Regions from separate parts of the Homo sapiens genome. Here regions 1 and 3 are each linked to region 2. Evidence: chromatin loops called from intact Hi-C (ENCODE). Cell type or tissue: endothelial cell of umbilical vein. All regions are shown on one strand. Each heading gives the region's core, and the rest is flanking DNA. Links, peaks and the distances in the headings are about the cores only.

Region 1 (9,854 bases), core at 1,575-9,574, 110 kb after region 2:
CCCTTAAGCTGGTGTGCCCCTTCCACCATGTGAAGACACAGCAAGAATGTGTGAGTAGCCCTCACCGGACACCAGATCCACTGGCACTTTGATCTTGGACTTCCAGCCTCCAGAACTGGGGGAAATAAATGTCTGTTGCTTATAAGCCACCCAGTCTACGGTGCTTTGTTATATGGTGTGGATGGACTAAGATACTCACATGGCGAAGTGGCTTGCACTAGTCAGGCGCAGCTAGAAAAGCAGAGCTGGGATTCAGACTCATGCCTGAATTTTGTTCCAAAACCAGAACTGCGACCTCTTGTTTAGATGGCTTGTGGACTACTCATTGTATTGAGAGTACCGCTTTACTTCCGATTCTGCCCTGTATTTTTACTAAGTGAATACAATCTCAAGGATAACTTCTAGAATTCATCATTGCTTCATTATATTTCCAGTTGCCCCACACTAAATTTATCGGTCCCAATTAAGTCCATATAAAGAGGAGTGTCAGCGGAAGAATAACAAGGTTCATAAATTTGGAAAGGAGAGCTTCATTTCTTATAAAGGGTTGCAGCCTGCCAGGTGGCCATTCTGACAGGCAGGAAGCATAGCCTCCGGCCAGAATCCAGAAACAGACACTTCAAGGGTGGGAAGAATAAGGAATTTATGCTGAACGGGTGGCCAAATATACATATTCAATAAGCTACAGGAGGATCATAAATATTTATGAGAGAGGTAACCTGCGAATGCGCAACCAAGCACGATGCCTCTCTACATTCAAAAAATGGCAGCGTCAACATGATGGGGTTGAGTATTCGCCCTCTGACATCAAAAGATGAAGAGGGAACACAAAAACCCTCTCTGTGCATCCTCCGTAGGCCAGCCGGAACCACTCTGTGGTTGGTGGTCTCTTATCAGGAAGGAATACTGGTGGATTGTTTCGTCCAAACTTCAAAAGAGGTGCAGTGGTAGGTGGTTGGTTGATATCTGGGTGGTCTTTCCAAAGGGCTGGTTTCTGTTTAACCTTAGGGAAGAAAGCCTAAGGGGGGTTAGCAGGGGCCTGTCCGACCTCCCAACGGTCACGGTGGGGAACTCAGTTTTCATTTCCCTGGGATACCCCTGGCCAAGAGGGGATTGGTTCAGTTGGTTGGGAGGCACAGGATTTCATTTTTTTCAGGGTGTTAGTGTGGAAAAAACACAAAAGCTGCAAGTGCGTTTTCCTATTTTCTCACTCAACAACACAACAATCAACACAGATGAAGACTTCTGTGAACAAATGCGGGAGATTTCTCCCCAGCTGCAAACAAGCAAGCAGTTCTTCAGGGGACACCAGCTGGGTGTCCTCTAATTCAACTACAATGCTGTTTACCTGGAGGTCGTGTCAGATCTCACAGTGCTCAGTGTCTGAGGCTGCCATCCTTAACCCCAATCACTAGTCACAATTCTGCGCCTCCGGAACTTCTGACCTATTAGCTTCAAGTTGGGGTTCCCACAATCCCCTCTCTGGGTTTGATTAATTTGCTAGAGTGGCCCGCAGAACTCAGAGAAATACCTTTACCAGTTTACTTAAAGGACATTACAAAGGATACAGAAGAAGAGATGTGTAGGGCAAGGTATGGGGGAAGGGGTTTGCTACCCTCCGGAAACCTCCACCTGATCACCTACCTGGAAGCTCTCCAGATTCTGTTCTTTTGGGCCTTTTATGGACACGTCATTATGTAGGCATGATTGACAAAACCACTGGCCATTGGTAATCAACTTAACCCCCAGCTCCCTCCACTCCTTGGACATTGAGGGTTGGAGCTGGAAGTCCTGAACCTCTAATCCTGCCTTGGTCTTTCTGGAGAACAGACTTTCCTTAAACAGTCTAGGGAGCCCAGCCATCAGTCAATCATTAGCATATGAAAAGACATCATAAAAGTCAATTATAAAAAGACACTTGGAGATTCCCAGGATTTTAGGAGCTGTATGCCAGGAAACGGGATGAAGAACAAATATATATTTCACAATATCTCCCCTTGAGATGAGATTGAGAAATACAATAAATTAGAAAACAGATTTCATACCAGCATAACCAAAATAAATCTTTGCCAAATTCAGACGCAACTCAAATGTCCATTGACCTTAAAAACAATGACAACAAAGCCAACAACAACTGGAAGACCTTCCACTTTCAGGGCCAGGATGGGCAGACTGCAGTGGAAACCGGGGTGTGGATGCCACGAGCCCGCCCGAGAGCAGAATTTAGGAAGCAGCTTCTGGAATGTACTGCAGGTCTCAGTAGGCCATGAGTCTCGTAAGCCCAGTCTGCCTTCACTGGGCTTGTCTGCAGCTTGGCCTCGTGCCCCTGGACACAGGTATGAGGTGAAGATGGCAAAGAGATTCACATACTAAGAAGCCACCCTCGTCAGGCTGGCCTGTGCTGGAGTTTAGTGTCTGTCATGTTGGGGTGTGGCACCTTTGTTTGCAGGCTAGCCTTTATATGCCCCTGTATTTCATTGTTTGCTTTTGTTTTTTCCTTTAGTCACCTAGTAAACATTTCTACTGGAAAACCTTGCCTCAGAAGAACTAAGAGGAAAAGCAGTGTCCACACCCAGACCAGCCTCGCCAAGGAGGGCAGAGGTTCCTCTCGAGGACGGTCTTGGTCAACGTGGCCACAGCTCCTGCTCCAACTAGCACTCAAAGGAGTCTGCTGGGGCCCCAGGGAACACGGGGGGCAGTGGCGCACCCTCAGTGATGGCTGCTCTGTAGACAGAGCCCCAGGACTTCTCTCCCTCCTTCTTCAGCTCTCTGCCCTGTTGCTCTGCACAATCACAGCGCTTGTCACTTACATGTCTGTTTACCCGACCCCTTGCCAGCCTGTCATTGTTATTTTGGTATCCCCAGCACCTATGTGATGTGTAATATGTAATGAAGGTTTCTCTCATGAAACCAAATGGTGAGCATTGAAGTAGGGGGAGAGGCTGCATGAGCAAAAGGACCATTACCCTCTCTCTTCTACCAACTGGGAGGCCAACAAACTGAGGAGATGGGCTGCCCGGTGATGGGAGGACAACATGGTGCAGCGTCCTTAGAGAGCTTCCGGTAGGCCTCAGGCTGCTGTGAGGGAGCTTAAGGTTATTAGCTGTTAAACTGTTGCTATTTTGAAAAAGTTGAAAGAGCACTGTGCACTATGTGCTCAAGTGCATTTGACTCAGGAGATGGTTAAGAGGGGGTGAGTTTGGGGAATGCTTGCACTGGGAGAGAACTTGGGGTACAACTCCATGCGTGTCTGTGGGTCTCTCCACAAGATGGCACTCATCTCTTGTTCTTAGCTCCTGCTAATGAAAAGTTTGTAATTTTTAAATCCCTGCAGAGCAATGAGGATGACTTCTGTTTCCTGTATTGGCAACTTACATGTTTTATTTCCCTGGGAACCTGGGCCACGGTGAGGGTAGCTGCATTAGGTACTAAAGTCTGGTGAGCCCTAGGGGGCACAACGTGGTTGCACATCCTGCAAAACCGGGCTCCCTAAGTTAGTTTAAGCACAGGTGTTTGGAGTGGTCGCTAGGGTGACGTGTTTGAGTAACTTGCCCTATTCGATGCTGGCCTCGGCTAGTGGGACTGCTGCCATTATTTTGTATTGCTGTAACAGTCACCGGTCACACTGACTTTGTCTCTGAACACAACCCTGGGCTTGTTTGTGATTAACAGTGTCAATCTGCAGGAGAAAGATCCTTGGTCTCTGAACTTCATGAGAGGAGTTAAAAAAAAAAAATTGCAGACTGAGGTACCCAGTATAAACCATGAGGAGAATCCTGTGGAAGTCTTTTCACCACCTTTTGGACGCAAGGAGTGCGCTTACTCATGGGATTGTTGTATTATCAGAAGTAATGTACTTTATCAAGTCTCTTTCCTTCAATACAATCCTTCCAAGAGGATGCTGCCCAGGAATTTATAGGATGAGGCAAATTCCAATGATGCTAATCTGGCCTCATTGATAGATCTCCAGAATATTCCAGTTGACCCCAATTTTCACCAGTCTTGAGAAAATTTGCAATGGGCCATCCTTCCCCCTTCCTCATGTCGTGCCACAGGGCCGAACACTCAGTGGTGCTGGAGATGTTTGTCACACTTGATGTAGAATCTCGTTTCATACAAAGGCCACAGGGGAGACAATTCCCAATTCAAAAGCATTTAAAACAGTATGCATGTAGGCAGTCCTTGCAAATGTCACCAGCTAATGACAATAATCCGTCCTGTTTCTGCAGGGCCTTATAATACATGTGCACTTACATCTCTATCCTGCCTGCAGCCCCTTCAAGACACCAGGAGACAGATTGTTAGGTCCGTTTTGGAGAGAAGGAAATGAAGACTCAAGAAGGTCATGATTTCTACAAAGTCACAAAGCAGGCATGTCTCAGAATTGGGATAAAAACCTACGTTGCCTGAGTCTTGGCCCACTCTTTCCTTCAAATCCTTGGTTGTTTCTGGGTGCCAGGCGCTGTTTTAGATATTAGGAACACAGCAGCAAACAACTGTCAATTTACAAGAGAAGGATCGTTGGTCTCTGAACTTCATAAGAGGACTTAAAAACAAATTGCAGGCCAGGCGCGGTGGCTGGCCAGGATCGTGAAACTCCGTTGCTACTAAAAATACAAAAATTAGCTGGGCGTGGTGGCGTGTGCCTATAATCCCAGCTACTCGGGAGGCTGAGGCAGGAGAATCTCTTGAACCTGGGAGGCGGAGGTTGCAGTGAGCCCAGATCGTGCCATGGCACTCCAGCCTGGGCAACAAGAGCAAAACTCTGTCTCAAAAGAAAAAAAAGTTGCAGCCTAGCAACAAAGTATAAGCCATGAGGAGAATCCTTTTACCATTTCTTAAGCTTTCAGACCACCCCTTTTGACACAAAGGATGCACTTATTCCTGGGATTGGCCTGTTGGGTGGGGTGCAGTTTTAAACAGGGGGCTCAGGTGACATTCAAACAGAGGCCTGAAAGTGGAAGAGGTGAGTCACACAGAATTCTTAAGGAAGAGCTTCCAGGCAGAGGGAACAGCTGTCACAAAGACCTGCCATGGAAGGGCCTAGTGTATCCCAGGAAAGCACTGAGCCACCTGCTGGGGGACCTGGAGGCCACAGTCTGACCTCGGCTCTTCTTCTGACCAAGACGAAGCCATCAAAGGGCTTCAAGCTGACATGTGCTATGATATTTCTGACATCTTAACAGGGTCACTCTGGGAGATTTCCTTACAATATAAGTTGTCAATATAATCCAAGAAAACAATGGCCCAGAGGAAAAGAGTATTACATGACTATTACTGTAGGTCTCACAGTGAGGTGACAATCACAAGCACTGTCTGTGGGGTGCCTGCCATGGGCCAGGTAGTTGGCAGGGGGCTTTCTTTACCCACAACATTTCATCCCGTCCTTGCCGTTGGCTGCATGATGTATTTATTATTATGCCATTTTACAGATGAGAAAACTGAGACTCGAGTCCACAGGCTAACCAGTGGCAGCCTTGGGCCTTCACTCTACGGCCCTTCGCCTCTGTTGTGAGCACGTGCACATCAGTCAAGGCTGAAACGATCCTTTCAATGAAAGAAAATGTGATATTTGGTAAAGTGCCTTGAAAGAAATACTCTCATAATAAGAATTGGTAAATGTTGTCTAATTAACACATTGGCAGTGTTCTTCATGTCATTTCTACATGCCGTTCAACCTGCAAATATTATTTTTTAAAATTAATCTAGTAATATTTAATACTTTTTAAAGGGAGCCTTTGATTAACTTTGGTCCCATCAACAAACACTAATTGCATTAAGCTTTTTGAACAGCCTTTGTAAATGTAATCATTTGACTTCCTTAATTGTCTGATTAACAACAACGAAAAATCTTCCCAAGTACTTAAGTAATAATTCCTGTAAATATAACAAAATCTAGACATATAATAAATTTTAAATTCTCTTAAAATATCAACATAAAATTATAGTCTACATCAACTTTTTAGCTCCACAGTTTAAGTTAGAATTACAAGTTTGACTGACACTCCAGCACACAAAATCCTCTTAAATGTAACAAATAAGGAAAAGGCCAAATATCCACAGATTACCTCCTAACCCCAAGATATCAGAAATAGATTTGATTCATCTTCATCATTTCTACACTTAATGCTGTCTCTTTTCAGGATTACAAGTCATTTTCCCACTAAAAAAAAAAGATTCCGAATAAATTTGGAGTTGAATTTTCAAGTGAATTTTTGGGGCCTCCTTACCAGCTGGCCGAGGTTGCATCATGAGCAGGGATGTTAGCTTGGGTGCAGGAGTTAGAAGTAGAGAGGTCAGGATGATTTTTGTTGATTTTGTACTTGCTAAGTCACTGTCTTGCAAAGGTCAGCTCCTAGTCCTGGCCCCTACATTCGGTCATATGTCACCTGCTTCTGTACACTTAGACATGCCTGCAACCTTGCCAGGTCTCTGTAGCACATGGCTGGATTTAACAACATCGTTTCTGGTCTAATTCTATTCTAAATTCTTTTCATATTCTGCACATTTGCTGCAGCTGTAACTTCCAGCCACTGCTCAAAGATGAAGATGGGGCTTAAAGCTAGACAGTGGAGTGAGGCTAGCCAAGGTCAGAACTGCAGAGATGGCAGGTGTGTATGTGCTGGGTGAGGCCAGCTTGTTGAATGTTGCCATGGCCCGTCCTCCTCATTCGCCTCTGGGAAACACAGGAGGAAACTGCACAAACAGAACCTGTGTGCATCTGAGCAGCTGCATCCTCAGAAAGATCTGGCTAAGGCAGTGACATCATGAAACTGGAATTTCTTTCACTCTGGAGGAAGTGAAAAGAGCTGCAAATGGATCTTTAGGGACTGGTTATTATTCCCTGTTTTAATGGACATTTCTTTCATCTTAAAGTGCATTAAAAAATTGACGTGGCAATATAAATACCACCTTCCCCTCCACCTTTTTTTTTTTAAGCAAGATGTCTCTTGAATTTGTATTTGTTTTGCTACTTAAAACCAAATCTTTAAGGAAAGCCAATGCAAATGCAAGCTCTTCAGTGCTTATGGTCACTCAGTGGACTCCTTAGTTCCCAGCAAGCTCTAGCTGCCCAACTGAACTTCTCTTTGTGGGTTTTCAGAGGGCTGGGGAATGGAAATGGGTTGGTGTGGTTCTCCAGTTTGCTCGTTCTTTGCCGTATGGCAGGCTTTTCACACACAGATGGGCTGCTGAATGTTCTATCATTGCAGACTTGCCTCCAGACCCAGGTATATTTCAAGAGCAGAAACCATTGGCACAATCACCCCTTATTCTGTTTGTGGAAGAAAGTTGCCATCCACACAGAAAATTATAGTTTTGGCCGGGCGTGGTGCCTCACAGCTGTAATTCCAGCACTTTGGGAAGCTGAGGCGGGTGGATCATGAGGTCAGGAGTTTGAGACCAGCCTGGCCAACATGGTGATACCCTGTCTCTGCTAAAGATATAAAAAATTAGCCAGGCGTGGTGGCATGTGTGTGTGATCCCAGCTACTCGGGAGGCTGAGGCAGGAGAATCACTTGAAGCCGGGAGGCGGAGGTTGCAGTGAGCCGAGATCACACCATTGCACTCCAGCCTGGGCAACAGAGCAAGACTCTGTCTCAAAAAAACAACAGAACAAAACAAAAATTATAGTTTCTATACATGTGGGTTTGGAATTTGAACAAGTTATTTTATTCTGGGAATGCTTTATCATCGCCTAAAATGACGACTTCTTTCCTAGTTGTGATTTCTCTTTGCCACGTTACCAGGAGGCACAGAAGGCACAGGGAGGAAAGTTCTGGGTTTTCCTCTTGCGAAACTGAGAAGCCACATTAGGGATGAGGCAGTCATCTGAGCCAGCATCTTGTCTGGAAATAATTATGGCTTGCTCACAAAGCTGTGGAAATCTGCAATGCAGAGAAATACAACATCCTTGCAAACCCAAATAAAGGGCAGCAAATCCTTTTGGACACAGCTGTGCCTAAGACTCCCGGAGTGAAAGGAGCAAAATTGTACCTATGACCCACTGTGTCTATTGGAAACCCTAGAATCAATGTCATGTTCATCACCCTGTTAAATGGCAACAGATTTATGAGGAGAGAAGCTTCCAGAAAGACTGCAGAATTATCTTTTTTGGTGCAGTTTGGGACTTTAATTCTCAAAGGATTAAAACCTGTCCAGGTTCTTCTGGTGTGTTCCTTCCGTCTATACAAGGAGCATGTGATTCTTTAAAAATGTTGACTTTGCAGATCCCAATAGTTAGGTGGGAAATTGAGACACCAGAGAGGCATGAGGTTCCTCATTTAGTCTGGACTCAGTTCCTTTCCTAAATTAAAGGAAATGTACCATGCTGCTGACTTTGTGAGTTTGCTTTCAGTGCATGCTATGTGTGAGGTTGGAGAGAGTATGGGATCAAGCAGTGTTGGGAACAGGCCCCCCCGCAAAATCTGGCCATAAACTGGCCCCGAAATTGGCCATAAACAAAATCTCTGCAGCACTGTGATATGCTCGTGATGGCCATGACGCACATGCTGGAAGGTTGTGGGTTTACCGGAATGGGGGCAAGGAACACCTGGCCCATCCAGGGCAGAAAACCGCTTAAAGGCGTTTTTAAACCACAAACAATAGCATGAGTGATCTGTGCCTTAAGGACATGCTCCTGCTGCAGATTACTAGCCAGAACCCATCCCTTTATTTCGGCCCATCCCTTGTTTCCCATAAGGAATACTTTTAGTTAATCTATAATCTATACAAACAATGTTTATCACTGGCTTGCTGTCAATAAACACGTGGGTAAATCTCTGTTCAAGGCTCTCAGCTCTGAAGGCTGTGAGACCCCTGATTTCCCACTTCACGTGCTGTATTTCTGTGTGTGTGTCTTTAATTCCTCTAGCGCCGCTGGATTAGGGTCTCCCTGACCGAGCTGGTCTCGGCAAAGCAGTGTGACCTGTTTGCAACATCTGACTTTTCCTCTCTATTGAGCCCAGCACAGGGGCCAGCCAGAGCTCACAGTCCCAGCCTAGTAGGGATTGGCTACACAAGTCTTTTGAAGAACAAGCCCAGATGCATATTTATTTTGAGTTGCTCAAGAAACTCGGTTGATAAAATTGCAAGTGTGAGAAGTGAGGCAGGAGAATCTGTAGTTTTATCTCAGTCTTCTCCTGCCACCATGTGTGTTGGAGAAAACAAGTGCACAAGAAACTGGGGCTGGGGGTTCACCAGGGGTGAGGGAATGGGAGTTGGTGTTTAACGGGTACAGAGTTTCCATCTGGAAAGATGAAAAAGTCCTGGAGAGAAATGGTGGTGGTGGCTGCACGACACCGTGAATGTACTCAGTGCCACTGAACCGTCCACTTCCAAATGGTTAAAGGTGGCAAATTTTATGTCCTGTGTATTTTAACATGATGTTTTAAAAACTTAAAAAGTAAGGTAGTGGGAATCTGTAACTCAATTAGGCAAACTCTAAGATGACCCTGCGAGTCCTTCTCCTGGAGCATGTTCTCGAGAATCTCCCCTTGAGTGTGGACAGGACTTGACGGTATTTCACTCCTGTGATTAGGTTACTTATTAGGGAAAGATAAAGGGATTTTGCAGGTATAATGAAGGTCCCTAATCAGTTAACTTGGAGTTAAGCAAAAGGGAGATTTCCCAGGGTGAGCCTGCCCTAACTAGGCCCCTTACCTGGGGGCTTCCTGAGGAGAGATTTGAAGCAGCAGAAACCCCCTCCCTTGTCCCCAAAGATTTGCATGTTATGGAGAGGACCACCGGGCAGGGAGCAGCAGGTTGCCCCAGGAGCTCAGATCCTGCATCCTCCAACCACAAGGACCTGAATTCTACCAACAGCCAGTGAGCTTGGAAGGGGAGTCTGTGCCTCA
Region 2 (10,549 bases), core at 1,278-9,277:
TAGCTGGGATTACAGGCGCCTGCCACCACGCCTGGCTGAGTTTTGTATTTTCAGTAGAGATGGGGTTTCACCGTGTTGGACCAGCTGGTTTGGAATTCCTGACCTCAGGTGATCCCCCCACTCAGCCTCCCAAAGTGCTGGGATTGCAGGCGTGAGCCACCATGCCTAGCCAGTTACACACTTTTTAATGTGATTATTAATCACCATTATTTCTACTTATTCAAGCTGACTGTTCACATATTTTACTCTTTTTAAAGCATGCATTTTAAATAAATTGATAATAAATGTTTTTGTCAAATATTGCACGTCTTCTCCCCTACATTTATTGAATGCTTACTGCATGCTAGGCTCTGTGCTAAATACTTTACATACATTATTCCATTTAATCCTCACATTAATTTTGGGGAATGTGTTATTTTCATGTTCACACAAGGAAAATGGGTTCAGAGAGGTTAAGGAATTTGCCCAAATTTACAGTTAGTTTATTTTTATTTTTATTTTGAGACAGGGTATGTCTCTATCACCCAGGCTGGAGTGCAGTGGCACGATCCCAGCTCAGTGCAAACTCCGCCTCCTAGGTTCAAGCAATTCTAGTGCCTCAGCCTCCTGAGTGGATGGGACTGTAGGTGCCTGCCACCATACCCAGCTAATTTTTTGTAGAGGCAGGGTTTCACCATGTTGCCCAGGCCTGGTCTTGAATTCCTGAGCTCAAGTGATCTGCCCGCCTCAGCCTCCCAAAGTGCTGGGATTACAGCCACGAGCCACTGTGCCCGCTCCACAGTTTTAGAAGTGGCATTCAAACAGAGCTCAATCACAATAAAAGGCACATCACAAACTATGATAATCCCCCACCTCTTGGATTGTCTTTTATCTCTTAACTTTGTGGAGGGTTTTTGCTTTGATTTTGTTTGTTATGTTATAATGAAGTTTTAAATTGTTAATCATTCCATATGGTGTCTAGGTTTTCCGCCATGATTATAAAGCCCTTCCCTAGCCCCATGTGATACAATTTTCTTTCTTATAATACTTTTATATTTCATTTCTTTTTAAGTCTTTGGTATATCTGACAGCAATTTATGTATGATTCAGATGTATATTTTTTTCCCCAAAGGTCCCAACACCTTTACTGAATAATCTTTTTCCCATAATTTGAGATGACACCTTTATCATACACTTATATGCCCTGTATATTTGAGTCTATATCTGGACTCCCTTCTGGTATAAAGAAGTGCAGTTGACTTTTGTATAACGACCTTATACCTGTCCACCTTGTTAAACCCTCTTACTATTTCTAATATCATGTCTACAGATTCTGATTTTCTGTTAAAATGGTTAATAATTCTGTCTCTCTCTCTTTTTTTTTTTTTTTGACATGGAATTTTGCTCTTATTGCCCAGGCTGGAGTGCAGTGGTACAGTCTTGGCTCACTGCAACCTCTGCCTCCTGGGCTCAAGTGGTTCTCCTGCCTCAGCCTCCCAAGTAGCTGGGATTACAGGCGCCTGCCACTACACCTGGCTAATTTTTGTATTTTTAGTAGAGATGAGGTTTCACCATGTTGGCCAGTCTGGTCTTGAACTCCTGACCTCAGGTGACCCGCCTGTCTCAGCCTCCCAAAGTGCTAGGATCACAGGCGTGAGCCACCGCGCCTGGCCCTTAACATGGTTAATAATTCTCTGATAAAGATTGTTCTAGTCTTTTTCAATCCTTTCTCATCCTTTTGATTCAACTTATTTTTCTTATGTGCTATTGAAGTCCTTCAAGTCTATGTTGTTTTTTTTTATTTCTAAAAATAAAACCAAGAATACCAGAAAACCCTAAGGCTGAAGTAACTGAAAACCAAACTCAAAAATTGATCTGTAGGGTTATTCAGTTACTCTGTTGGTTAGTCACCAGGTCGTGTAAGTGCAAGTCCTAATCAGGAAAAACCAAGACTTTGTGAATTAGGATGGGGACACTCCAGAGGATTCGGAGACCTCCTTGACTCCATGGAGTACTCTGAACTCAATGCCTTGAGCCTCCTCTGCTTGTCAAAGCCTTTCCTTCCTCTTAATCCTCCCGAGGGTGTTTTCCTCCTGACACCAAATGTGTGATGTCCGTTCTAACACCAGCCATTTCTCCAGTTCTCTAGACATCAACCGGATGTCCAATAATTCAATTAAATTCTGATACTGTCTGCCTGCGTTAGCATCCACCCCTACAAGTTAAAGGCTCAGTCCCACAATACTTCCCTACTTCAGATGTCAGCTGTAAATGGGGTGCCCAGGTGATCCACATTTCTGCCCAGGTGACTACAAATTTGGGGGTTCCCATGGCCCCTTCCCCTCAGTTTCTATAATTTGCTAGAATGCCTCACAGAACTCAGCAAAGCCCTGAAGCACTGATTATTCTCATTTTATTATAAAAGATAACAGCTCAGGCCTGGCACGGTGGCTCACACCTATAGTCTCAGTAACTTGGGAGGTTGAGGTGGGAGTATTAGAGCAGGTAGTTAGACGTGAGCAGGGCAGAAGAGGGTCCTTCCACCACCAGGAATGTTAGGCAACCATCAGGTGATGGTCAGGTGGTTGTTAACTGTCTCTTTAAAATAATAATTGGTTGCAGCCAGTGCTAGGGAAAGGCAGTCTCCCAACAGATAGAAAACACCTGAAACTGGTGACTAGCAGCTTCCCAATATGATCTCAGGAGTTGGGTGAGTGGGCTCAAGCATGTGCACTCAAAGGCAAAATGGCAGAGTTTAACGGGTATATGACCTTCCTCTAGGAACATTCAACTTGTAGGAAAGAACGCCTCAATGTGCATTTGTTCAACTTCAGTAAACACACTGTGCATTGGCCCCCTCCTAAGTGCTGGCAGGCCACCGCACATGCAGAATACCAGCATATGAAACCCCAAGTCAGAGGTCAAACTGGGCACTTGAACTCCTCAAGACTCCTGCTTGGCTATCTTCCAAGTGTACCTTACATTCTTTGATTCCTGCTTTAAAACTTTTTAATAAACTTTCACGCCTGCTCTAAAACTTACCTCCATCTCTCTCTCTGCCTTATGCCCTTCAGTCGAACGAATTCTTTCTCCTAAGGAGGCAAGAATTGAGGTTGCTGCAGACTCGTGGATTTGCCACTGCTAACAGGAGGATTACTTGAGCCCAGGAGTTTGCGTCTCCAGTGAGCTATGATGTTATCACTGCACTCCAGCCTGGGCAACAGAGTAGGACCCTGTCTCAAAAAAAAAAAAAAAAAAAAAAAAAAAAAGATACTGCTGAGGAACTGCCAAATGGAAAAAATGCAGAAGAGAAGATATAGGGAGAGGGGCAGAGAGCTTTTACGCCCTCTGTGGGTGCACCAGCCCTCAGTACCTCCAAGTTTTCAACCCGGAAGCTCTCCAAACCCTGTTCTTTAGGAGTTTTTATGGAGGATTTGTTGTGTGGACTTGGATCGATTAAGTTATTGGCCATTGGTGATTAACTCAACTTTCCGTCCCAAGAGATTGGGAGTGGGGCTAGAAGTTCCAGCCTCTAAAGATGCCTAGGTCTTTTATCAATCCACCCTCATCCTGAGGCCATCCAGGCAACCCCAGGCACCAGTCAGCTCATTATCATACAGAAGATAATCTTATCACACGGGAGATTCCAAGGGTTTTAGAAGCCATGTACCTGGAACTGGCACAAAGACCAAATATGTTTTCTTGTGCTTTACCTCTCTTTTAAAAACATGTAACTCCTTGTTATGGGTTGAATTGTGTCCCCTGCTTCACGAATTTCATATGTTGGAGTCTTGACCCCCAGCACCTCAGAATTGTTGATGAAAAGAGTCAAACTCTGTAAAATATTTGAAGAGATTTATTCTGAGCCAAATATGAGTGACCAATGCCCATGACACAGCCCTCACGAGATCCTGAGAACATGTGCCCAGGGTGGTTGGGGAATAGCCTAGTTTTATACATTTTAGGGAGACATGAGACATCAATCAAATACATGTAAGATATACATTGATTTGGTCTGGAAAGGTGTCACAACTCAAAGATGGAGGGTGAGGGGCAGTTCCAGGTCATAGGTAGATTTTAAAATTTTCTGATAGGCAATTGGTTAAAAGAGTTATCAATAGAATGTCTGGGTTTCGATAGGGGTTGTGGAGACCAACTTTTAAATTATGCAAATGAAGCCTCCAGATAGCATGCCTCAGAGAGAATAGACTAAATGTTTCTTATTAGACATAAGTTCTGTGTTGATGTTAAATGCTGGTTGGCTCTTTCTGAATTCCATAAGTGGGGATGGTATAACGAGCCATGTCTGACCCCCCCATTTCCATCATGGCCTGAACCAGTTTTTCCGGTTAACTTTGGAATGCTCTGGCAGAGAGGAGGAGTCCATTCAGATGGCTGACGGATCTTAAGATTTTATTTTTGGTTTACAGAATATAGCCTTATTTAGGGATAAGGTCTGTAAAGAGGGAATCAAGTTAAAATGAGTTCATTATGTAACTGAGTACTCTCATTTTTCAGTTTATTTTTTAATTATTTTCTCCTCTCCCCTTTCCCCCGGCTTATGCCCCCAAAGCATGCCTGCCTCAGAACCTTCACCCTCTAGGAGGGGTTGCCTTGGAACTCCCACCCACCAGGAGGGCATGTCAAAAGCACGCCCACTTGGCCACTTTTATAACTTCTGCCCAGGAAGGCACCAACTCAGCTACCCAGTAGTTAAGGCACTGGGCCAGCAGGGGGACCCCTCGCCCTTGCTCACTCCTTCCCCGGCCTTGGATAAGTGCCTACTTTCTGCTCTGGGAGCAAAACGTCACATGTAAAGGCAGGACTAACGTTCACGACTCTTCCCCAAGCTAGCTTCGGAAGAAACCGCTTTCTTTATGCCAGACCTCGCTCTTGTTAATTGGACTACGCAGGCAGCAAGCAACTAACCCTCTGTTTGGTGACGGTTATGGATGGGCGCCCTAATCCGGTATGACTGCTGTGCTTATAGAAAGGAGAAACTGTCCAGGCGCGGTGGCTCACGTCTGCAATCCCAGCACTTTGGGAGGCACAGGCAGGCGGATCATGAGGTCAGGAGATAAGACCATCCTGGCCAACATGGTGAAACCCTGTCTCTACTAAAAATACAAAAATTAGCTGGGCGTGGTGGCGCGTGCCTGTAGTCCCAGCTACTCGGGATGCTGAGGCAGGAGAATCGCTTGAACCAGGGAGTCAGAGCTTGCAGTGAGCCAAAATCGCGCCACTGCACTCCAGCCCGGTGACAGAGCGAGACTCCGTCTGAAAAAAAAAAAAAAAAAGGAGAAACTTGTACATGGAGATATGCGTAAATGTACAGGGACACAGGAAGAAAATGGCTTTCTACAAGCCAAGGACAGAGGCCTGAAACGGATCCTTGCCTCACAGCCCCCAGAAAGAGCCCACCCTGCCCCAACACCTTGATCTTTGATTCCCAGCCTTCAGAACTGTGAAACAATACATTTCTGTTGTTTAAGCCACTTGGTTACGGCAGCTATAAGAAATTGATACACTTTTTTTTTTTTTTTTTTTTTTTGAGATGGAGTCTCACTCTGTCAGCCGGGCTCTGGAGTGCAGTGGCACGATCTCGTCTCACTGCAACCTCTGCCTCCCTGGTTCAAGCAATTCTCCTGCCTCAGCCTCCCGAGTAGCTGGGATTACAGGCGCCTGCCACTACCGCCAGCTAATTTTTTGTATTTTTAGTAGAGATGGGGTTTCACCATGTTGGCCAGGCTGGTCTTGAACTCCTGATCTTATGATTCGCCCTCCTTGGCCTCCCAAAGTGCTGGGATTGCAGGAGTGAGCCACTGCGCCTGGCCCTAATACACTTTTTTATATGAGGAAGTTACATTGTAAGAGCAAGTAAATATTCCTCTATACATCCCCAACCACTTCCACTGTATATAGACCAGTAGCTAGAGTTAAATCCCTGTATGCCCCAAGGGAAATTACAGATTTAACACAAGAGAAGGCTTACACATCAAAAGACTTGTAAGACTTTGATAATTTATGTCTTCTCTTCCCTGAGATAATTCTTCCAAAGCTTAGCATTCACTGGCTTTTGTTTATCATGCTCATGTCCACTGCCATTTTTTGATGTACTTAATTCATAGGTCCCTTGTTGGCTCTTTAGTCCTCATTATTCATTTGAAAGCTTCTGGACTACCATAAGGCTATCTATGAGATGTTGGTATAGCGCCCTGAACATCTCTCTTATCTTACTTAGTACACTTGTATGACTTTAACTTGTATTTTCCCCACTAGGCCCTGTTTTGTGTGAGGATTCCCAGTGTCTAGCACAATGCCTGGTACATACCATGTGTTTAATACCTAGTTCTTAAAGGAAGAAGGAAGAGAGGAAGAGGAAGGAAATTCTATCCAATAAATGCTATCTAGGAACAATGTGGATTTATCTTTCTCTTTAGTTACTTAGGAGCTACATTAGTATCCTTAGAACTTGTGCTGGAGAGATTAGTGTTGGCAGTTTATTATTTCGTTACCCTTCGAAACTGCATGGGTAATAACAGACTGTGGATAGTCTCACATGCTGTCTCCAAATACTTTCTCCCTAAAACTAGAGCATATCCTCTTAAACACTGGCCTTGTTCGCCACCACCATGGCCCAGAAGCAGGCCCAATAATCCTGGGGAGTGTTCCTGACTGGAACTCTGGGTCAGAAAGGATAAAGATGACTTAATCTCGCAATCCCACTTTCTACTCGGTTCTGATACTCTTGATGTACACATGTTCCTCTGCTAGGTGCTTTTCATTTTTTTGAGGGCCTTCAGTCTTCTGTTCAAGTGTGCATGGTGCTTCTAAGCCTTCTCACTTAGTTTTGAAATTAGCATTCTACTCAGAATAGATAAATGCTGCCAACTTGCAGTTCTTTTGCTTGGCCCAGATTCCCTTATAGTTTGCAGGTAATTTTCAGGGTCTTCAGTATGAGATTATTTTCATTTCCTAGTTTCAACACAGATGGTTTTCTCTTTACTTTTGGTTCATTTCCGTGCATTTTGGGGAAAGGAGATAGATAAATGTGCACTTTTCAGCTACCTTTCTGGACAATATTAGCATTTCCCCTTTACTTCTGAATATCCTTTGGACTCTCCTATATTGGAAAAAGAGGGTGATTTATGACTATTTTAATGGAAAACAAAAATAAATCTATAGACAAGTTGTTAGATATATTAAGAGTTTAACAAGGTGAATATTATAACAGCTATACCTTCACCCAGCTACCCTTGCTGGGCTCTAACTCGCTGTCTCTTTCTCTTGTTATTGTTGTTGTTTTCCCCCATGGGTGAGTTCTTTATGGCAGTCTCCACCATTTCCTCATAATCATTTTCCTTTTGATTTCTATATTCTGACATCCAGTTCCCATCATACTGCGGCAGCTGATCTCTCAAAATAAATTCATTGATTTTTTTTTTTATAATTGCAGTTACATTTTTTCTCCTTTACTTTCCTTGCACACAGGACTGTATTTGATGCTGTTAATTAACCCTTCTTTAAAACTTTGTTTTTTGTTTACTTCTGTTTCTTTACTGACTGTGTACAGTAATCAGAAAAATCAGAAAAAGACCTGATTTTCTCTAAATCAGGCCTTTTTCCCTCAAGGATCTTTGTGGCCATTTCCCCTGGTTTTCCTTGAGGAGAAAACTATCTCTCTACATCTCCCTCTTAACCCAACTTCCACTCCGCTATTTTAATAGTCTACTGGATGCTACGGTGAACAATTTAAAAGACAGAAGGACTGGGTGACAAACGTGAGGGAATTTGGACTGATGTCTGCATGTCTGGCTTGAGTAACAGTAGGGACAGCAGTGCTGTTTCACATATACAAGGAACATGAGGGAGAAAAGGGCTCAAGAGGATCATTTTGATTACAACAAACAGGAACAATGGAAACCACCTGACACCAGTCCCAAACCACCAGTGACATTAGTCCAACCACTTTAAGAGAGTCTGAACTAGGTAGAAAGGCAAACTGATAGAGGCTCTCGGGAAAGGAGTAACTACTGAGAAGTCAGCAAGAGAAAAAGTAACTTGACAACACTGTTTTCAAACCATTGCAGCTACCTGAAAAGATCCCCTTTCCTGCTCTGGGAGGCTGTTCCATCTTCAGCATCAGCACTTTATCACAGAAGGCCTAAGCAGGGGAGAATGTTGCCACAGAAGCCAAAGAGGGAAAGTCTTAGTGAAGAGTCAAGAAAGAAAAGTCTTGGAGAAATACTTTTCGGTATGGCAGTGAGGAGTGTGGTGGCCTTCTTGAGAGCACTCTCACTGCCTTGGTGATAGGGGTCATTTTGCAGCATGTTGGCTGCAGAGAAGGCAACCTAAAGAAGGCATTCATGAAATGCAGCCTGCTTCTTGAACGAATCTGGATGAAAGGCAGGAGAATGCATGGCAGCTGGAGGAAAGCCAGGATGCAGGAGGGCATTCCTTAGGGCAGTAAAGTGGACGTACATGCGGGGTTAGAGAGCAACCCAGAAGCAGGAAGCATGAGCCAGAGTCCAGGGTGCTTTGGAAAGATTTAGATAGGGGGTAGGGCCCATCCTTCTCTGTCATAGGAAGCAGGATGTAAATGGAGTTTCTCTGGTTGGCTGGAGGTTGAGGAAGTTTGCTTCCTATGGCTTCTATTCTCATCTACTGAAATGTGAGAAGAGGCAGTGGGAATGGAAAAGCTACCATGGGAGTGAGAGGAGAAACTCAAGATAAATGAAGGAATTTCTGCAAGCAGTGTGGAAAGCTGAACTGAGGCTGGAGCCATGCATTTGGGGTGACATCAGATCTTCAGCGGAGTGCTTTTTTTTTTTCCAGCTTCACTTAATAATGTGAATAAAGATGATTTTGGTATAGGAATTTGCAGGATGGCTAATAGTGGAAAACAAAGGAAAATGGGGTAATAATAGAGCCTGCCATTTCAGAGAGTGATCAAAGTGACTCACAGTGAGATCTAGACTAGAGAGGGCAGAAATGAAAGGACCAAAGAGGAGAAGATGATCTCAGTGGAGATAAAAGGTAGATGGACGAGGAAAACTAGAGAGCTAGAAGGTTGTGATTGGAGATCAGGATGATGACATTTAAGAGCCAGAGGTGAAGTTTAAAAATAGGGATTGTGAGCTGTCCATGTTGGCACATGCCTATAGTCCCAGCTACTATGGAGGCTGGGCGGGGAGGATCACTTGAGCCCAGGTGTTTGAGGGTACAGTGAGCCATGCTCATGCCACTGCCCTCCAGCTTGGGCGATAGAGCAAGACCCCAACTCTAAAAAAAAAAAAAAAGAAGGAAAAATAGGGATTGTGCAATAGAATCAAACACAGAGGTCACTGGATAATAACAAACAGTAGTTTATGAGTAGTTTTTGTGTAGCTTTGTTTTTTTGATTTTTGTTTTTTTGTTTTTTGTTTGTTTGTTTTTTGAGACAGAGTCTCACTCTGTCACCAGGCTGGAGTGCAGTGGCACAATCTTGGCTCACTGCAACCTCTGCCTCCCGGGTTCAAGTGATTCTCCTGCCTCAGCCTCCCGAGTAGCTGGGACTACAGGCATGTGCCACCACGCCCAGCTAATTTTTATATTTTTAGTAGAGATGGGGTTTCACCATGTTGGCCAGGATGGTCTCGATCTCTTGACCTCGTGATCCGCCCACCTTGGCCTCCCGAAGTGCTAGGATTACAGGTGTGAGCCACTGCGCCCAGCCTTTGTGTAGCTTTTTGAGCAGCAACACAATAGTGGATAGAGCTGTAAAGAACACAAGGAGAGGAAGGGAAAATTCAAACAGCTGCGGCTTGTTGGTCTTTTAATGCCTGGTTCTTGATTTTGAATCCACTGCTGTCTTTACAGGAGGGCACTAATTTCCAGCGAAGAAGTGTAAGTTGCTTTGATCGTATCTCATTCTTACAAAATGTAGACTCACCAATGGCTGTTGTTTTTTTCAGTGGGCCTAATGCATATAGCTTCCAGATGTAAAGGTAAAGTACTCCAGTGGATGATTCATTTTAAATTAGAAATTAGCTTAAAGGCTAATAAAAGTTGAAAATAAAATTTATCTCAAACCTAGTTAGGTGTTTTTTCTTTTTGGCAAGAGAAAATGGATATGAGGAAAGTATTCTTCCTGTAGTGGGAGATCAGGGGCAATATGGTGATACCATAGCCATGGCACAGATAAAGTGGGATCTAATAATTTAGTTAATTTTATCTGTTTATTTGACTGTAGGTACTTGAGCATATAGTTGTTTTGTTGTTGTTGTTGTCATTTTTTTAAGAAAAAGCATCGGTGTTCTTTTGTTTTGTTTTGTTTTGTTTTTTTGAGAGAGAGAGGTCTCGCTGTGTTGCCCAGGTTGGTCTTGTACTCCTGGCTTCAAGTGGTTCTCCCACCTTGGTCTCCCAAAGTGTTGGAGTTACAGGTGTGAGCCACTGCACCCAGTCAAGTTTTCCTTCTTAAGTGATAAGAGTGATACTTAGAAAGATACTCACTTGGAAGAAGAGAAATTAAAAATTTTAGCACTTTTTGGCCACCTAAAATAATTGCATGGAAGAGTGACCAAGAAAAACG
Region 3 (10,549 bases), core at 993-8,992, 580 kb after region 2:
CTAAAGAAAAATAGTCAGTGTTAGCTTACCATGACTGTCTTTTCCCAGTGCCAGAGCAGAAGGCCAAAGCTGCCACGTGGAGAATGCAGAGCTCGGAGAAATGGCCCATGCATGTAGCAGATCATTTGGAAGTGTGAATTTAAATTCAACGCAATTCTCTAGCTTCTAGAATATAGCAAAACCAGCCTGCAGCCCCATCTACTTCTAACCTTTGACGTTTCATTAGAAAGAGCTTGAAGACTTATGTGCAGGGCTGCAGGAGGTGGATGCACTAAGGGGCAGCTGCAGAAGATGCATTAAAAAATAGGGGATGGGGAAGCTAAAGACCCTTCCCCCATGCGAGCTGAATGAGTCAGGCAATGCTGATTAGCTCCTCTACATGTCACGTGGATTTTGGAGAGGGGCAGTCCTTGGCCAGGAGATGCCTCTGTGGGGTCTGTAGGGAGCTGCACCTTGAGTGATAAAGAGCATTTCGGTAATACAGATGGGCGCTGTGGGCAGGGGAGGGTGGTGGCCAGAGGTGAGAATGCATATGCAATAATGATAACATTAGCAGCTGAAAGATTACCGTGTAGCAGGCACTGTGCTAAGTAGTTCCATACATTAACATCTCCTTACAACACCCCGAATAGGAGATGCTATTATTACCTGTGTTTTACAGTTGAAAAAGCAGAGAAGTGTAAGTAAAATCTCCAAGTTCACTCAGCTTTAAGCTGGAGAGCCAGAACTTGAAACTCAGCCACCACGTGGCCTCAGAGCCTGCCCCTCCACCAGGATGCTGCAGCGCTTTTATTTAAGGCATTCTGTGGTCACAGGGGCAGCAGCGGTGAGGTGTCTAAGCAGGGAGGCAGTTGCACAATGTTGACAGGTTTTTCAAGTAGCGAGATTGCTCAGGAGAGAGGCGTAGTGTAACTGTCTCCCCAGCTTACATTCTTTTATCTTTAAAGGATTTTTTTTTTTTTTTTTTTTTTTGGTGAATCGAGACATCTTGGCCTTGAGGAAATAAGGGCCCAGAGTGATATGGAACAAATTCTATAGGTTCTGTGACCTCTGCACCTCAGTTAACTGAGAATGCTGGCCAAGGCAAGTGCCTGGGCGGACAGCAGCAGAGGGTCACATTACACATGTGGAAAATTTCTTCCAAAACCCAGCGTGTATTTGGGAGTTCCTTGAGCTGACATGTAATGTGATTTCCTGTGTGCTTGACATCTGCCTCATCATGATTTGCAAGTGCTTCTCATGGACACGTTCTCTGTGGACAGCAACAGAGAAGCAGTCAGTGACCTCTGGAGACCTACGCAGGGGACCTCTTGGGGGCTTTCTTTGGTAGAGGCAACACAGGGTTTATTTTTTTAAACCAAATACTTGAGTTCATAGGTTTCTAGTGTGGGCTATATTGGTCTAAAATATACCGTTTCCCAGAAATCTACATTGAAATAGGTTAGAAAAATATACTAATATAATCCATGTCACTGTCTTTCTAAAAAAATGCAAACTCAACTGGGGTTGTAGTGTCCTTATTCAATAAATAATTTAATAGAAAAGTAAAAATCGACTTTTATGAATGAACCAGTCTGTAACAGTTTAAATTGTTTAAAGATTGTTTTCTTAACTTTCTTCTTGTACACACATGTGATGTGGCCTCCCTGATCACACACCAGGCCTGAGGACAAAAGAGTTTGGGTCTTGCTCTTAGAGTAACCAGAAGTCTGACATCGCAAACCATTTCTCTGCAGTTGCTTTTCTGAGGTTCCTCCTCAGATGGGCAAGATTGAGGGGGTGCCCCGGGAATCAGGGGCAGGCTGCCTGAGTGGTAGTTTTTGAACATTTTGAGTGGCCTTCCCTTTCAGTTTGAAAGCTTGGTATTTTCCAACTCCATTTTCTGGCATTTGACTCCCTGCTTGAGCCTTGCTTAAAAGGAAATAAACCCATTTAAAGGGAACTCCAGACCTCTCGGCTATGGGCCCTGTTTCATGGCTGCAGGGGAAGTGGATCAAGTCATACAATATGCTTCCTAAGGCTGCAGTCAGCATTTAGTAACATTTAAGTAGTACACTTCTTTCTTCAAAAAGTTACATTTTTGACACCAAGTTTTGTCTGGGGATGTTCACTGGGTATTGGTATAGAATCTGCTAGCTCAGGTGGGTGGGAGGGCCGATGGCCAGTGGCCCCAGGGATGCGCTCACTTCTTCGCTGTGTTTGTTACTGCAGCAGCCCTCTGCCCCCTTCCCCAGCCTGCCCTGGGAAGCTGGCCAGTATGGGCTTCCACAGAGGACCCCTTGCCCGCCAGCTCCTGGCCGAGTGTGGCCAGTGGGGAGCACCAGCTGTAGATCCTCAGGGGAGAAGAGAGTGAGGTCAGGCACTTGTATGCCCAGCTTGCTCTCTGCCAGGTTGGAGGGGCCAGCCACCTCCTGTCCATGACCTCCACACAGCACCTCTTTCTCTCTGGGGCCAGGACCATCCTTCCCCTACTCCCTGCTGTCGAGAGCCGCAAGGTCAAACACCGTCTGTTGTGGGTTCCCTCTCAGCTTGTTTACTCTTCTGTAAATAATCCCTTTATTACCATCTCCTCCAGTCACTTCATTTGAGTGGGACCTCTGTTTCCTGTTGAGACCCTGTGTCGGTTCTCTATGGCTGCTGTTACAAATTGCTACCTGCTTGGTGGCTTCCAAAGCCCACATGAATGATCTTCCAGCTCTGCAGTTCACAAGTCCAACAAAGGTCTCACTGGTCTAAAGTCGGGGTGTCAGCAGGGCTGCATGCCTTTTTGCAAGACCCAGGAGATAATCTGCTCCCCTGCTTTTTCTAGCTTCTAAAGGCCACCTGCATTCCATGGCTCATGGCCCCATCCTCCGTCTTCAGAGCCAGCAATGTCAAGTCAAGTCCTTCTCACACCACTACCTCTCTGGTTCCCTGGAGCCAGGGGAGGTTTTCCTTGTCATTAGATTGGACCTACCTGGAAAGTCACCTCATCTCAGGGTCCTTAAGCTTAATCTCATCTTCAGAATTCCTTTTGCCATGAAAGGTAAAATACTCACAGGTTCTGAGGATTAGGACATGGACAGATTTGAGGACCATTGTTCTGCCCACCACAGATCCTAAGTGATAAAGTCCTCTGCATTACGGACAAGGACTGTGGCTTTATCAGTCCTCTCTGAGAGGGTTCTGCCCTGGGAGCCAGTTTCTAGGAGAACCATCCATGCTTGTAACTAACATGTATTGAACGCTTGCTGAAGCATTTGTTCATATCCACTCCTGTCGATAACATTATGAAGCAGACATTAATTGGCCCTTACCAAAGGGAACTCCAGGCTCGTTTGAACAAGCCTGGTCTTACTCAAGGTCACATAGTTCAGAAGTGGTGATCCTGGATTCAGAACCAACACACTCTGACTTCAAAGACAGTGTTTGCCCTGTAGACCTTGATAAGTTTTACTTGTTGATTTTAGCCACCATTTTTCGGGAGGCAGCACGCTTAAAAAAATCGAACATCTTTTCTAAAATATCAGAACAGAGCAAACCATGTTTGGTAGGCATCAGGGACGTGGAAACGCAGGAAGGAATGAGCACTACAACATTGCATTATTTCCTCTGCGCCAGGCGTTGCATCTGTGCCCATCATCCCCCCTAGTGAAGGATCTCAACACTCCACAATGTGGGATGCTTATCCCCATTTCACAGACCAGGAAAGTCAAGGGTAATGCAAAATGTTAGAGTTAGTTCATTTTTCTTCATTTTAGGAGAATGACTAAAGCTGTATTTTAAATTTATTTTTGTCAATGAGTTAGATTTGGACAAAATCAGCTACACAGTCTTTGCTGGTAAGGGCTTCCTGATCCCAGCACTGGACAAGGGAAAGTAATGGCTAAAATCTCCAGGTGAGATTATTGACTTACATTGAGCTCCTAGCCTTGGCCTTGTTTCACTAAACCAAAGTGACTGATGGGAATGGTTAGAACTAAAAGTTCTGAGTGTAATTTCATCCTGTTGTTCCTTTCCCTGTATTTTCTTAAAATTCCATCTATCTCTATAGGGTAAGGCCATGCCTTAATTTTTTTTTTTGAAGTTTTATTGACATATAATTTGCATCCCATAAAACCCACCCATTTTAAGTGCACAATGGAATGAGTTTTAGTATATTTGCAGAGTTGTACAGCCATCACCACACTCTGAATTTAAAACATTCCCATCCCCTCAAAGGATGATGGAAACATCACCCCCCAGTCCTGGACAACCACAAATCTACTTTCTGTTTCTGTATATTTGTCTTTTCTGGGCATTTTACTTGCATGTAGATGTCTTGTAATTAACACGTCTAGGACAGTTCGAGCCCCTCAGCTACCCTTTGTGGTACTGGGGACAGGAGGTCTGGATTTTTCCCCCTTTTTTCTCCTGGCAAATAGCATCCACTCTGCCCCCATTTCTCTGAGTTATCCTTTAGACCAAGCCAATCGTGTTTGATGGAGAGTTATTGTTGCCATTTTATTTCTAATCGGTTAATCAAGGAAAGATGGAAAGTTAGCATGGGGCCACAGGAACTGGTGACTTCCCCATTCTTGTGGACCACCCTCTACTGTCCTCCCAGGCACTCTAGAAGCACATCGCCCCCTAGTGGTCACTGATCTGAAACTGGCCAGCTCCAGAACCCACGAATTGAGGGTATCTGTGGCCGTTTCCAGAGAATCATCACAGCCTGGGCTCCCTGCCTCTCAGTCCAGCCGAGGGGCTGCACTGTCAGCTCACTATCAGGTCACTGGGCATTTAAAGTTCACGCTGTCTTACCTTAGTGTGTGATCCCTTAAAAATTACTTCTCGTCGTGTAGCTGAAACAAATTGACAGATGGCTTGGCCCTGGCTCGGATAGGCTGTGTGTAGGATCAGGTATCTGACTTAGTTAACAACCTGGGGAGAGGAAACAAAGCCGCTTTGCTTGGTGACCATGTTGACTTTTGATCCAATCCCAAAGGTCAACGATTTCTCAAGACTTTTTATGCTGGGTGTATCAAGGTTCCTGTTTGGAGAATTATTAATTTTGTTCCCCTTGCCTTGAATTATATCACTATACACTCAGAAATAGACTCAGCAACAGGAATTGGGCTCAAGTCTGAATTCTCTTACTCTGTAATTGGTTGATCTCTGCTCCCTTATCTCGAGAATTAGGGGGTTGGGCTAAATCTCCCTTTTTACCCATAGTAGCCTAGGATCTAGTGAAGTGGGTATAGATGGCACAGGACTTTTTACCCAGTACTCATTCAACATATATTGAGTGCCTGCTGGACACCGGGTTTCAGCATCTAGCGTCATTGTCTTGTTTCACAATGATTCCTAACTTTTTCCCTCTCCATATGCAGGGTCGGCCGGCGGCCTGTGCTGCTGTTTTCCATCATCTTCATTCTGATCTTTGGACTGACTGTGGCACTGTCAGTGAATGTGACAATGTTCAGCACACTCAGGTTCTTTGAAGGATTTTGCCTGGCTGGAATCATTCTCACCTTGTATGCTTTACGTAAGTAGGAGCCTTCACGACTAGTCTTGAAAGAATTTAGCAAAAGTATTGTTGCCTGGGAGGTTCTGGGAAAGATACTGTGCATGCTGCTCGTGTGGGCTGGCAGTTTTGTGGAAACACAAACATTAAAGGCCTCAAGTGTTGTGAAAGAGGCTTTTCAGGTGATGCCGTGAAACATTTCACTCAATCCTGATCTCCAGCTCGGGCTCAGTGCACATCAAAGGACACGGGAGGTTGCGTAACTGCTTGGAGGAGTGGCGATCGGTTCTTTCCTGATATGGAGAGGCTTTCGGTTTTCTTCAGAATTGTCTGCATTGACATCCTGTGTGCTTCTATCTGGTGCATAATTGGGTATCCACACAGAATCCAAACTTTCCACATTCTCATGTCCACAGTTGTGTCCTTAAGTGGTCTGGAACTGAGACCTAAGCATTGGTACTGGAAAAGTAAATGACAGCATTAGCTAGTATTTGGTCTTTTTAGGAGGGTGAGACATTTCTTTCATTGATCTATCTTGTCTGTTGGCTGTATTAACTCTGCTGAATATAGTTAGGTTTCACTTATTTGTAGGTGGTGTTTGCTAGAACACAACCACACACCCATAAGGAGAAGAAGAGTTTTAGGCGTGGTTATTTTACTTATTTACTGGCTTTATACTTTTTAGTCACTTTGTGGAAAGATCTGTTGGGAATACTGTAAGATTTACCATGTATTTTGTCTTTTTCTCTTTCTTTGACCACACGCACAGGAGTCAGGTATAGATTAAGTAGCAATTTCCAGTGTGACAACATAAGAATAGTTCTAATTCTCTTAAATTTGCATATTAAAGACTTCTTTTAGATAGCTAAAATTTTTGTTCCACTAGAAATATAATCCATTCAGGACATAGTTTTATTGTCACAGGAAGGAGCAGACACAGAAAAAGGCTACCGGTATATTCTTCTAGATCCGTAGTTGGCCGTTTTGTCATCAATGTTTAACTGAATTGTAGTTTCTTAGAAATCACCTTTTCCAGTTTACTTGCATTTGTCTTAGAACCCTTGTCTCTTGGGAAGTTCTTTAGGAAGATATGCATGACAAGATGAGTGGGCCTGGGTGATGGTGTTTGGGGAACTTGTTTCTTTGAATAAATAATGCGAGTATTGGGCTTGAACCTCCCCAGGCAAAATGCCTGTGCCGTTGTCTATGGCCCTGACCCCTGACAGTCTGTGCAGAGGAACAGGTCTAAGCACTTTTCTGGAGAAGCCTCCTGGTCCTGCCCTCAGGCAATCCCTTGGCCCACATGTGTGCAAGTGCGCCGGGACCCTTGCTCTGGGCAGCCGTCCTTGTCAGGCTTCCATTCTCACAGGGGGAGGGCAGTCCAGTCCTCTCACGTGGATGGTCATAAAAGGGGACAGCTCTGCACTAGGACAAAATGGAATAGCTGTGCTTCAGGAGCTCTGCAGAGAATATAACCTCAGCCTCACCACCCCCAGGCAAGAGAGTGTTCATGGAAAATTACCTTACCGCAAAGATGGTGTATTGGTTTTATCTTGCATGCCAATTACTAATGACTGGCTGAAGCTGCCAGAGAATGGGGAGAAGACTTCTGAGGAGACTTTGGGGCTCAGCAGAAGAGAACACCTTGATCCATTAGCCATGTCTGCCAGTGTCAAGGAAGGAGGGTAGGGAAGGGCTACCTGTGTAACTGGCATTTGCCATCTGGAGAGACTATCCATGAATGAAGCCAGACCAGGAGTGAATTGTACCTGAACGGCATTGTTTCCACCTCACATATTCATAGAATTGTTTTACTGACTTGCACTGTGACATCATGCCATTGACCTCTGAAGCCAGTTGTTATATTTACTACAAAATATTATGTTGAAGATGTGTTTTCATTAGATTACATAGTGAGCTGTTTATAGCAGAAGGTTCTCTTCTACTTCAGAACCATTCAAAGAAAGTACTTACCCTAGGAGATTGCTTCCCTCCAGTCTCTTAGGCACAGAATCATATAACCCAGACACTGGCAAACTTTTTCCATGTGGGAAATTTTTCAGGCTTTGCAGGCCATATGGTCTGTCACAGTTACTCAACTCTGCCATTGTAGCCTGAAAGCAGCCATAAAGAATATGTAAATGAGCAGGTGTGGCTGTGTTCTAATAAAACTTTATTTACAGAAACAGATGGTGGGCCAAATTTGGCCAGTGGGCCATAATTTTTCAACCACTGATGTAAATATTTGTGTGTGGGCCTGATAACACAAGCTTTAAATTCTGACCTCTCTCCTAGTTTCATCTTAACTTCCCTACTTTAATGTCTGCTTTGTCCCATTTTTCTTCCTCCATAATTTGTGTTATTTTGTGTGTATCTTAGTGTGTATGTTATTTAGTGTAAGCAGCCTTAGGTTTTTTTCTGCAATAAAGCAGGGCATAAATGGTCATGTTTTCTTAGATAGGGACCACAAATTAAACAAACATCATGACAAATGCCATTGCAGTGAAAATGTCCCAAGTATCAACAAGTGATTGACCCACTGTTAGACCTAATAAAGTATTTGGGGTTACACAACTAAACTAAACCAAAGGGCTGTGAATGATGACTCGGAGTTTGTTGAGATATTTAAACAATGAAAATTTAGGAGAGTTGGTTGAGAGATGGCAAAAGAGCAAAGCTTCTGAGAGAAGAATAAAAGGAAATAAAGGGAGAATTTAAAAAGGAAATAGTCATAATGGGCAGGTGGGATTGGGGTAGGATATGGTTGGGGTGACCCATGTCTCTGCACACATGGCAGTCTTAGGAGAAGGCAGAGGCTGGTGACAAGAAGTTAAGACAGCAACTCCCAGTCAATAAAGCTGAGTCAAAAAGCGGAGTCACTGAATATCCATATTAATGTACTTGCTAGCATTTTATACACAGTAGTATTTATGCCTAGGTAATGCTTGGAAATTTGTTTTACTTGAAGAAAATTATTGATAAGCCAGGTCACAGGGTTGAAGTACTTCTTAACTCTAAAGGGAAGTTTAAAACTTTGGGACATTGATTATTTGGAAGTTACATTTGTAATGGCCCCAACTTCTTTTCTTCCTCCAACCATAAGGTTTTTATCTCACTTAATGCATCTGCTGGAAAGGCCTGTGCTTTCTCAGAACAGAACTGGATAGCATTCTTTTTTTAGTCTTGCAGGTGCTTGGCAATGTAAGTAGGGAAAGTAATGATTTTTGCAGTTTTAGTTTCTTGTATGGCTTGCCGTAAGGGTGGACTCTTCATTTTGAGAAATGCTGCTGACTTGTGGAAGTTTTCTGCTTTATTTGCAAGGCTGCTGAAGGTTTTTTTTTTCTGCTTTGGAGTTTTTCTAAAGTACATCCCAGTTAAATACTCTACACTTTACATGTTTGTTTCCCTCAAGTCGCCAAAGGGAGATGTGGTTGTGTAATTAGTACATAAAATAGAGATTACTGGCATCTTCCTAAGGAGTGTTTGCATGGAAGCAGAGTGCACATTGGCAAGAGCAAGAGAGAACAAGCCAAGCTCAATGGATTTCCCCAGCACAGTAGTGGCCTCTAAGACCTTTGTGAGCCACTGAACTAATTTCTAAATACACTTGGACTGGATCAGTGGCCTCTGGACACACATACGCACACACACACATGCGCGCACACACACACACACACACACAGGCAGTCGAAAAACTGACTTAGCAAGGCGAGGGGCACGGACCAAGAAAAGAAGCAATAGATCACATTTTCCTATTTGTTTATGAAAGTACAGTCTTATTTTCAGCCTAAAGAAATGGACACTTCTCAGCATAGGCGGACGTGATTGGTTGTGGTATGAATCCTTTTCCTAACCAGGATCCATAATATCACAGACAAGGTAATATAGCACTGTGAAGGATGTGTCTTTCTTCAAATGGAGCCATGAGAGATGGTGGTTTTTTAAGTTGATTTGATGTTGGATGTAGTAAGTCCTGTGGGAGAGAATTTTTTTAAATAAAAAATACTGTTTAAAAGTGTCTCTTCTAACTTGATCTCTACCTTTTCCCCTCTCCACTTCTAACTGCCCCCCACCAGCTACACTTTCCCAGTTTGAAATAATGAACAATACCTTTTGCTGACAGACCAAACCTTAGTTCCTGTGGGCAAATGAAGGGTTTTTTCCCCCCAACAATGAACAATTTTCTTGAAAAAGTCTCTCAAAGATGTTCTTATTGTAATAACCCTCCTTCAACCCAAACAGCCTAAATGATTGGATAAATGTTACACAAGATCAAGGAGCAACCAGGAATTTCACAGCTGACTCAGTTACTGATTACTTTGCAAAAATAGAAGCCAAGTCTTGACTTAACTGGTAATAGACTCAGAGTTTGAGTTTGCTCTGGGTGGGGTGCTGATCCCTTTTTCACATGACAGAAGTGATTGAGTAATTTCTAATGTGCTGGTGTTGGATGGCTTTTTCTTTCTCACTATCCCATATATTTTTACACTTTGATATTTCCCTGAACTAATATTCCTTGCAACTTATTTCAGTCAACAGGATCTTTAAGCATCAGCACTATGCTATATATGTAAAAAAAAAAAAAAAAAATTTGACTGAGCCAAATGGCTCCACAGAGTGAGTTGTCAAAGTGTGGAATGAAGAGAATGGAGATTGCCGATGTCAACTAGAAATGGCTTCAGCTACCTTGTGGGCTTCTGGGGAGCAAACATTTGCTCTGCATTTGGGTGAAGGGAAAGTTTCGCATGAATACGTGCTCGGTCGTCTCTTTGTCTCCACCCGGTTTCCCCATCTTCAGATACGTGGGCCTTCCCAGTAGCAGCAAGTTCTCAGGGCAAAAAGCCCTTCTCCTGGTGGGACCAACTCCACTCACAAGGCTATTTCCACCAAGGAAATGAGTCAGAGTTTACCGAAGGCCTTTGACAAACTTTTTTTTTTTTTAAATTTTTTGAGACAGTCTCGCACTGTCGCCTGGGCTGGTGTGCAGTGGTGCCATCTCAGCTCGCTACAACCTCCGCCCCCCAGGTTCAAGTGATTCTCCTGCCTCACCCTCCCAAGTAGCTA

The links. Hi-C counts contacts between places; a loop is a spot of excess contacts. Peaks named below come from ENCODE experiments on the same cell type or tissue, not always from the same donor. Only the 100,000 strongest peaks of a DNase experiment are listed, where the experiment ranks them.
Region 1: a loop joins it to region 2, with 4 times the contacts of the local background. A loop is called at or near these places in 7 of 110 quality-filtered maps.
Region 3: a loop joins it to region 2, with 11 times the contacts of the local background. A loop is called at or near these places in 4 of 110 quality-filtered maps.

What each region holds. Positions count from the first base shown.
Region 1 is chr6:3,881,030-3,890,883 of GRCh38, reverse strand. No RefSeq gene overlaps it. Among named protein-coding and RNA genes, the nearest start is that of TGILR, 26 kb to the left of the region's middle. In endothelial cell of umbilical vein, for the core only: CTCF peaks have their summits at 3,259 (motif pointing right) and 5,098 (motif pointing left); DNase peaks (open chromatin) are centred at 3,383 and 6,713; H3K27ac peaks cover 2,034 bases.
Region 2 is chr6:3,985,184-3,995,732 of GRCh38, reverse strand. No RefSeq gene overlaps it. Among named protein-coding and RNA genes, the nearest start is that of PRP4K, 31 kb to the left of the region's middle. RefSeq lists an enhancer at 4,487-4,986. In endothelial cell of umbilical vein, for the core only: a CTCF peak has its summit at 4,707 (motif pointing right); DNase peaks (open chromatin) are centred at 4,752 and 8,492; H3K27ac peaks cover 296 bases.
Region 3 is chr6:3,405,145-3,415,693 of GRCh38, reverse strand. It overlaps SLC22A23 (solute carrier family 22 member 23), which reads left to right. Exons shown (of 10, transcript NM_015482.2): 3 at 5,352-5,506. It overlaps LOC105374890 (a long non-coding RNA gene), which reads right to left and starts at 4,994. Exons shown (of 3, transcript XR_926397.3): 1 at 4,783-4,994. RefSeq lists enhancers at 242-743, 1,808-2,307, 4,891-5,035, silencers at 2,365-2,659, 5,707-5,927 and a cis regulatory region at 4,957-4,970. In endothelial cell of umbilical vein, for the core only: a CTCF peak has its summit at 4,622 (motif pointing left); a DNase peak (open chromatin) is centred at 4,603.